2 separate regions of the Homo sapiens genome follow, and region 1 is linked to region 2. A link is an interaction called in ENCODE POLR2A ChIA-PET data of the cell type or tissue named here. Cell type or tissue: A673. All regions are shown on one strand.

Region 1 (5,000 bases), 78 kb before region 2:
AAATTCATTTTGCAAAAACAGTATAAATAAACAAACCAAAATATAATTGTGTGAGAAAATATGAATATAAATTGATGTTATGTGATTAGCATCTTTATGCTCAATGGGCAGGAAAAGAAACTAAAACCATAAAGGGCAAGAGAGAAAGTTCCCCATGTGGTCTTCATAATGGAGTAGGCTTTACATATATCAGACAACAAAGAAGTGGTTTGTAAATAAAGGACAGAGATAGGAGAGACATAAGTTTGTCCAGCCACAACATGTATAGATACAATCTTTCTGGCAATAGCAGCATTTAAAGCACATGGATTCTACCAGAGAACTTGGAATATAAACTCCATGAGGACAAGGTCAGTGTCTATTTTGTTCCCCTTGGATGCTCAAGTTGTAAAGCATAAACATTTATTGAATGGACCAAAATAACATTTCTTCTTCAATAAACATTTATTGAATGGACCAAAGTGAGTTTAAAAATGCAAACGCACAATAGATTATTTTAAAAAGCAAAGACAATAAAACGTTAATAAGAGTGTAGGTGCAAAAATATATTTTTTAACTGGGGAGAAAAAAAGGCAGCAGAAGAGAACCAGCTATCCAGAGGTTTTAAAGTTATTGTTGGAGAAAAGACCAAGCCTGATTTTATTGTTCTGTTGTATCTTTGTTGGTATACTTCTTCAGGGGTTTCACTGACAGCACAGCCTGGTGTGGCATCAGCCTATGGCTTTGTGTTCACTTTAGTATGAATACAGAAAGCAGACAAATTTGAGGCATGGCATCAGTGCAAAGGGACTTGTAATATTCCCTCCAGGTATTGTTAGGAGCTCAATGCTGCTGACGAGGGACCACAGTTTGGATTTTGGAACACCTATGGGAAAATAGTGTTTCTCTGAAGTATAAAGATTTTAAAAAGGGAAAGATTTAGATCAGGCAGAAATGAAGTAGAATGAAGCAGATCAGAGGGTACAAAACCCAAAAAGCAAATGCTGAATGTTGTTTTCACTTTTATATTTGAGCTGTGCAAACCCAATGTCAAAACCTTTTACACTAAACAATCAGAGAGAATCAAACAGGAGTATGTATAAATAAGTGCTTTGGGAACCATGAGTTTTACAAGAATGCAAATCACTTATACTTGTGGGTTCTCAATCAATATTTGCTGGTTGGAGATGGCAGACAAAATTTGTGGATGCTCATCAAAGCCCCAGGCTTTGTGTCAGTGACTGACAACTAAGAATCGGTGTGTGTTGTGTGTGTCTATATGTGAACTTTTTTTGTGTGTGAGTTTTAACATCACCAAAGAACCTAAAAGGAAACCAAGCATAAAAAGTGCCATTAAAACAATATTAAGGTTCTGACAGATTGAGAAAGGGAGAGAATTCAGTGTTAAGATTGTCAGTTTTCATTCATTTTAAATACTAATAGAGGATAATTGCATTGAAACAAAGGATAAATGTTTGAGGTGATGTATACCCCATTCACCCGGATGTGATTATTATGCGTTGAATGCCTGTGTTAAACTATATCATATAACCCAGAAATATATGCACCCACCATGTACCCACAAAAATTAAAAATTAAATCCCCTCCAAAAAAAGATTGTCACTTTTCAACCCAAGAGTCATGAGGGGAATGCATCATAGCACACTCAACCCAGGAAGTCATTAAGTAAGGTACAACATGAGAAAGATTGCATGCCTCATGCAGAAATAGGAAGCCTCAGAAACTGCTAATGGAAATATGAAATGGTGCAGCTATTTTAGAAAGCAGTCTGGCAGTTCTTCAAATGATTAAACACGGAGTTACCATATGACCCAGCAATTCTCATCCTAGGTGTATACCCAAAGAGGAATAAAAGTGTACATTGATACATAAACTTGAATATTTATAATAGTATTGTTCACAATAGCCAAAAGGCAGAATTGACTCAAGTATCCATCAATGGACTCATGAATAAACATAATGTGGTATATTCATACAGTGGAATATTATTCAACTATGAAAAGGAACAGAGTACTGATACATGCTACAACTTGCATAAACCTTGAAAACATTATGCAAAGTGAAAGAAGCCAGTTACAAAGAGTACATATATTATGTAATTCTTTTCATATAGATGTCCAGAATAGTAAAATCTGCAGAGGCAGAAAGTAGGTTCATGGTTTCTTAGGGCTGGGTACAGAGAGATGACAGGTTTTATTTGAGGTGACGAAAATGTTCTAACATTGACTGTCATGATATTGTTCATATTTGTGAATGAACTAAAAAACATTGAGTTATATACTTTAAATGGATGAATTTTATAGTATGTGAATTATATCTAAATGCAGCTATTTTTTAAAAAAAGATTGCATGCCTCATCCCAAAGCAGTATTCATCAAGGGTGTCCTTTCACCTTCAGTCCACAGTCTCTACAAGTGGCGCCCCATCTCCATCCCTCCAGGCAGCCTGTACTCATGGCTCCTAGCAGAGTTAGAATACTTGGATCTGAATGTCCAGGTTGTATGACCACAGGCGAGTCATATGACATTTTAAGCCTCAGTTTCTTCCTCTGTAAAATGCAAATAGAACCTGCCTCTTAAGGTAAAGTGTTTTGCAAGTGCCTGGCATATTATACACACATAACAAACAAGAGCTGGCACTATTATTCACCCATGGCACACTCAGGCATGCTGAGGCCTGCTTGCCAAATGGGGCCGTCTTGGAGACAGTTCCCACAACAATATTTTGTAGGAACTCTTGGAAATAATTTGTTAAAGTTTTTCATTTGGAAACTTGAGGTATTTTTGGAGTCTCCAAAATGAAAGGTCGTGTTGGATGGTAGCAGCTGGTGGGAACCTGAAGCTGAAACTGGGTGAGTTTTCATGAGTTCACATGGGCGACTTCCTTTCTCTCCTGTTAGCTTTGTTGTTGCTGTCCTATAGAAAGGAGTGAACCTGGACATCAAAGGCTCAAATGTGATTTAACCCTGTGAGATTATATGCAAATTAGCATAACAGAGTGACTATAGTCAATAATAACTTAATTTTACATTTTAAAATAACTTAAAGAGTGTAATTGGATTATTTATAACTCAAAGGATAAATGCCTGAGGGGATGCATACCCTATTCTCCATGATGTGCTTATTTCACATTGCATGCCTGTGTCAAAACACCTCATACACCCCATAAATAGATACACCTACTATGTACCCAAAAAACTAAAAATAACAAAAATTTCAAAATTCTGTCCAGATGCACATTCTTCTAAGGAGAGGGCTTCCAACTCTGAAAGAAGTTTACGATTTCCCCCCAAATATTTAAGAAACTGAGAGAATAAGTCAAGACATAAGGATTCCAGAACTAAGTAGTCTTTTTTTTTTTAAGTCCTACCTGTAAACTTTTTCTTACAAACTTGGCCAAGAAACAAACTTATGTCTTTTGGTGTTTGTTTGTCATTATTTCCTTTATTCATCAAAATTATTTAAGAATTTTATCATATGATTTACCTTAACAAGAGTAACTAATTTCCAGTAGTGATGAATATAATTTTTTCCCAAATGGATGCAGTAGAAATAGAAATATGACATTACAAAGGATTGCAAGACTGTTGCATTTTTTTCCTGCTTATCGTCACTGCTGTTGATTTATATGCCATCAGTGGAGAAGTGTTAACAGCCTGAGTTATTTATCTGTAACATGGTTTGGGTTCTGAAATTATTCATGCTACTCAAGCACTGAATTCTTAGAAGATGTATACTTTGCTATTTTTCTATCTACTGGTTATGCAGTCAGGTTTATAAATATGCCATAATGAACGTGCCTGGGAAGAAATGAATTTTTATCAGTGTCTATTATCTGGCAAATATTTTTAAAAAGACTGATTTTTTTTAACAAAAGACTAAAACTCATTACTTTTAAAAGCGCATTCTGCATGAAGATGTTGGTTTTATTCTTTTACAAATATTTTCATGGTATGTAGGAAAGTAATTTTCTAATGGGTATACCTTGAGTAATTTAAGTAAAATAAGTAGAGTCACGCTATTGCCCTAACATCATTTATTCATATATTCATTAAACATTTATTTACTGAGGGCTGCTATGTCCTGGACCAAGGATAAAACAGTAGAAGGTAGAGAACCTGCTGTAAGGCAGGAGCTCAAACATGTTATTTCCCTTCCCTTGCTATTGGATGAAATCACTGTGCCAAAAAATTATGATTCAGAATCGTTAAACGTTATGTAACTGAAATGCATTGGAAGCCGTGGTGTGAATTCAGGGCTGATTTTCAGAGAGTGTCCATCAGTTTGTAGCAAAGAGAAAATACACAAAAAGTTGAAGGCTTCTATGGGAATTATAAAATTTATGACTTGTTTCTAAGTCAAGGGCAGAGAGAACATTCCTAAATAAACACTTTTCTCATCTAGACAAAGAGAAGGAACAGAAGACGAAGCTAGCAAGCTTCCCATGATTTCACTGCAATTCATTACGTGACCTTCTCCAGCCACACTGGACACCCTTTCACATTTCCTCCCCAGCAATCCAGAAGCCCTGCAACAGCCACCTTTAGGAAATCTTTGCAGTATTAATAAAAATACTTCTCTGAGCGGGGGGCCAAGTACTTTCTAGGCACCACTAAGGAGAATTACCCAGGCTGAACTAAACTGTATTTTATCCAGATTAAAAAATAAATAATATTTATTTATGACCAGTTTATCTCTCTCCCTCCCTTCCTTCCTTCTTTCTTCTCTCTCTCCACCCCTCCCTTCCTTCCCTTTTTCTTTCTCCCACTACGTTATATGCTCCTTTGAAGGCACAATCAAGTCAGTCTTTTTTTGTCACAGTATCTTAGCACCAAACAGAGTGCCTGGCATATAGATATTCAATAAATAATTGAATGAATGAATGAATGAATGGATGAGTGAATGAATTCAGCAAATATCTGTGAAGAGCCTAATATTCATGAAGAATGGTGCTAGGCCCTGGGAGTGGGGATGGAAAAGGAAATGGATCAAGGATGAAAT
Region 2 (5,000 bases):
CTGAGTAGCCTGTTTGGCAGAATTTTAAAGAGCACAGGGCAGGCAGAGAGCAGTCAAAATAAGACCGGAAATAGTTTATGGTCGGATTATCGCCTCGATGGCGAGTTTGGACTTTCTTTTGAGAGCAATGTGGTTTTGAACAGGATTGCACAGTGAGCTCTGTGCATTATAAACAGTAGCCTGACTTTATAGAGTGTTGGCATGTCCTAGGGAAAGTCAATATGGGGAAGAGGGAAAGCAGGTTGAGACACCAGTTGGGATGCCTCTGTGATTGTCCAGGTAAGAGGCAATGGGCACCTGATATTGGCAAACGCGGACAGGTAGGAAATCACTGCAATGGTAGAATCAGCAAAACTCAGCAATGAATTTCAAGTGGGGAAAGTTATCAAGGGAGAGGAGTTTGTAAGGTTTTAAACTAAGTAATTAATAGCTTGAGGTTGCTGTGAGCAGAAATAGGTCAGGACAAGGAGTAGATGTGGGGCGAGGAATATGTGATAATTTTGTTAGCGTAGCTATTCACTTCTCCGGTGGAGAGGCAAATGCTAGAGAAGGTTGGCATTACTGCCTAACTAGTAAGTTATGATGCATTGTGTGAATTGTCAAAAAATTCTGTCATAGGCTCACAAATAAAATTTCGAGTAAAATTATGAATAATTTTATAATTCACTTCATTCCATATGCATATGCACACACACACAATTTTGCTGACACACATACAATATATACACACCAGCTGTGAGATTGCTAATGTTTTGCATAGAATAAAAAAAATTTAAGTATTCCAATTTGAGACTTTATTTTTACTGACCATATGCAAAGAATTTATTGATGATACATTCAATTTTAAATTGCTTGAAAATAAGAACATAACTATGCAATTCTTTTTTACAGTGTTAGACATTATTTTAAAATAAGCACTACATAGATATCTTCTGGTAATGAAAATATTTTCTCCAGTGGTTACTACTCTAAGGTACTACTCATGAGGAAGGAATATATAGAAGGTTCTTGTCTTGCCACTTCACATATGGAGAAACGCTTTTGCCTTACTAAGAACTAATTTTATGTTGCCCCCATGAGTGAATACTTTAAAAAAATAGCAATCCAAATCCACTACAGATTTATTTTGGAATGTCCTGTTTTGGGCCTCATGCAATGGAAGCAAGCCTTTATGTTGAGGGGTTTACCATGAACATGTTGGTTGGGAAATCATCTGTCAGTTCCTCAAGGACATTATCAACAATTTTGCATGCTTAGAAAGTCATTGCCAAATAAGTCAATGAATAAATAAAATAATGACTCTACATTGAAATCGGATGTAAATTTAAAACTTAGATAATTATTTAAATGGATTATTTTAAAGTACCCAGATATTTAGTGCTAAGTACATTAATTATTCCTTATCATTATAATGATAAATAGTAATTTATAAATGAATAGTAATTATAGTAATTATTCAATTACATTTGGAAAATGGTGCCTAGGACTAGAACCAAAGTCTGATTGATGCCAAAGCATGTCTTCCTAATCCCTGTGGAATATTGTTTCTGTGTTCAAATGATGGCATGCTTTCTGTAGCTCATAAGGAGTAAACTTGCCTTCAAATAATCTCTTGGGTTTTAAAATGATTGCTTCACCAGAAAAAAAAATGCCATTGCCTTCCCACAGAACCTCTGTAGTGTTATATTAATTGAGGATAGAACTAGCTCAACAAATCTTTTGGGAGCATTTTTATCCTCTTAAAAAGTCTTTGATATTCACGATGTGTGTGGGTAGTAGGAAACAGAACACTTTGCCCAGCTGAACTGAGTTCAAAATAGAACTGTTTATCTAATGAACTTATCTTATGGAACAATGCAGAGAACAGATCTCTTGCTCTCTTTCTTTAGATAAAATTTTTAAAGTCTCGTTTTGTAAAGGAGACAGAACTTTGCTGTCTCCTTCTTGTTTACTTAAATAAACTATACAGGAAACAGGCATTATTGTCTTTGAAAAAGCAATGTAAAAACTTGGTAAAACCAATGATCCCCAGAGAGTACACAGCCACAGAATGAGAACACGATGTTTCTTCCATCAGGGCACACAGAAGGGCACCGAGTCTACTTTGAATTCCAGCTGTACATTTGTACCCAGTTAATGAATCTGCTGTTGATAACTTTGGATGACTTCCAGTATGATGGACTCAGTAGTCTCAGGGAAACCTTGCTTCCCTGATTTATTTCTTGCTATTTATTTTCTAAGTTTAACTTAGTTTGCAAAACTTTCTTTACAGCACTGATAGGGCTTGATTACCTTATTTTTACAGCGCTAATAGGGCTTGATCATCCTTTTTCTAGAATCTAGGTTATAGCATGAGGTTTTGGATCGCTTCCACAATAAAATGAACATTTCTGACTCTCCAATATTATGCAATTAAAATTAGCCATTAACTGAAAGTCGAGAAACTTGAGTTTGATTCTTTTCCTCTTTGTGGCTTGGGCAAGTCACCCAACTTCTGAGTGCTCTATTGTCAGATCTCAGGATTCCATCTGTAGATACTTCATTATTCTTTTCTTAGAAAAAAAAATCCTATCTGGGCTCAGAATATCAGAGAACTGAGACAAGACAACTTGGGGAAATAGCTAACACTACTACACAAGCTACCAGAACAGCTGTAGGAAGCCTCTTTTTTAAAAAAATATTCCCTGATGCAACATCTGTCAGCAAAGCCACTGACCTTTTACTGTGGATAGTCATCTATTTCCATGTGAAGAGAGTCACAGGCGTCTGGCTCGGGGACTGACTGCAGCACAAAGGTTTTCTTCAGTCCCAATCAGAAATTCTAGGTTTTCAGGTTCGCACACTAATTTTCACTCCTTCTTACCCAAAGCCAATGCAGTAAGGAGCATGGGGTGTCCAATACCATAATAAACTGTAAACTGCATTTGAAAGGAAAGCAGCAGGGGCCAGAACTCACACTTGTGGAGCCTCACCCTGCTGTGACTGACATGACGTAAGTCGGAGACCTCGGTTCACAGTTTTATGTGACAGGACACAGGAGCAGCCAACTTTAGGGAAGACTGATAGGAAAGCCCAAGGGTGAATCTCTCTGGGAACAGGAAGCATGTACCGCGGGACCAACAAGGCTTTTGGACAGAGAACTTTCACGGGTTTTGTAGAAGCAACTGGGCTCCCCTGAGGCTGCCAAGAGGGTGTGCTCTGATCACATGGACTGTGCATTTCCTTAGAGCACCTCCCTTCCCAGCCCACGGAATCCAGAAAGAAGCTGCTGTGCTGCTGTGTGACCTCCATCAGTGCAGTGGATTCCTTTATAAGCACACAGTTCTCATAAGCAGAGAAAAACGTAACACTGTATATTCCTCTCTTCTCCAAATTTTCTTATTTTCTTTTTGGTAAGGTTACAATCTTACCACTGTCAAATATGTCCTGTACACCAGGGAGGATTTGTGCTACCTGCCTCAGAATCACACAGGGTGCTTGCAAAAAATACAGGTTTCTGGGCTCCACCCCAGACCTACTACATTACTGCATCAGGATAGTGTGTGTGTGTGTGTGTGTGTGTGTGTGTGTGTGTGTGTGTGTGTGTTGAAAGGTCAGAAACTTGTGTTTTTTATCTGCATCCATATGAAGTTTGAGATCCTCTGCTTAATGCTAATACAGAAAGCTATCAAGTTTGCAAATCCGGCCTCACCCCTCTTTAAAACCCATCCATGATTCCCCCTCATCTGAGGTCTAGAATCTCTACATGACACACAAGTCTTCCCATGAGCTGGCCTCTCCCTTTCTTTCCAGTCTCAGCTCCAGCTTGGATCAAATTACAAATCACAAACAACACATTATTTTATGTTTGTCATGCTTTGTTGGTTCCTACTCTTGGAGGCTCAAGATGATGTCTACTCATCTTTTCATGACTACCTCAAGCATCACCTGCTTCTAGAAACCTTCCCTGGTAAGTCCTCCTCTATTTTCAGACTAGGCAGCATGAGGTCCCTTCCCCCATGTTCCCGTAATGTTTATGCCAGTGTTTCTCAATCTGAGTACTTTTGACATTTGGGGCTGGATAATTATTTATTGTGAAGAGCTGTCCTGTTCGTTGCAGAATGTTTAGCAGCATCTCTGGCCTATACCCACTCTATGCCAGTAGCAACCCCTCCTCTCCTGCACAGTTGTGACAACCACGAATGTCTTCAGACATTGCCAAATCACCCTGGCGTGAAAATGTTCCTGGCTGAAAATACTGCTCTGTGCTTACATGTATCATAGCCCTCAAAAAATAGTGTGGAAAGTGGCTGTTTGCTTGTTTATCTTCTCTAATCTAAAAGACTGAGAGTTTCTTAAGAGTAACGAGTGTACAGAATTAACCTTTGTGTCCCCTACACTAAAGCACAACATCTAATGCATAGTTAGACATAAAATACACATTTCTTGAGCAAAGCGTTATTGATGGACTAGATGTCAGAAACCCTAGCCAATCTTGGTTGGCTCTACTGCTTGCAACGTTGTGACTGTGGACAAATAAGTCAACAGCTCCGTGCCTCAGTTTCCCTTATTTGGAAAATGGGGGTAATAGTGCCCTCCTTGCATATTTGGGTCATTATGCAGGTATGGGAAAGTATAAAGTGCAGGAAGAACCCTGGTTATAGTAATGTGACCTAAAGGTTGCTGCTCTCATATTTGCCTTCTCTGGAAACATTGAAAGTTCAGGGCCACCCACACAATATCATCCACTTTAACAATAGCTGGAGGATTTCATTAATGCAGAACATTATAAATGTGAGAAATCTTATGGAAAATGATTGAACCTCCAGTATGGAATGAGACCAACATAATTGTTAAAAGAATTCTCTTAACATAATGCTGTACAGCACACTATGAATATCCTAAAGGTCAAACGCTCTCATCCGTATCTGTTATGCCTCCTGCTAAAGACTCAACCAGGCCTAAAGGAGCCTTCTCTGCTACAGACCTGTCTGATTTTCTGTTCTTGAGGAACTGCAAAT

Evidence for each region. ChIA-PET counts read pairs that join two places held together with the same protein. Peaks named below come from ENCODE experiments on the same cell type or tissue, not always from the same donor. Only the 100,000 strongest peaks of a DNase experiment are listed, where the experiment ranks them.
Region 1: POLR2A ChIA-PET joins it to region 2 with 9 read pairs; 2 of 35 experiments call an interaction of 5 or more read pairs at or near these places.

Annotation. Positions count from the first base shown.
Region 1 is chr17:55,650,610-55,655,609 of GRCh38, forward strand. No RefSeq gene overlaps it. Among named protein-coding and RNA genes, the nearest start is that of TMEM100, 70 kb to the right of the region's middle. RefSeq lists a silencer at 3,545-3,745. In A673, no CTCF peak of the experiment used is centred here; no DNase peak of the experiment used is centred here.
Region 2 is chr17:55,728,955-55,733,954 of GRCh38, forward strand. It overlaps a transcript of TMEM100 not described here. Among named protein-coding and RNA genes, the nearest start is that of TMEM100, 8.6 kb to the left of the region's middle. In A673, no CTCF peak of the experiment used is centred here; DNase peaks (open chromatin) are centred at 1,837, 2,007 and 3,067; H3K4me3 peaks cover 2,201 bases; H3K27ac peaks cover 2,150 bases.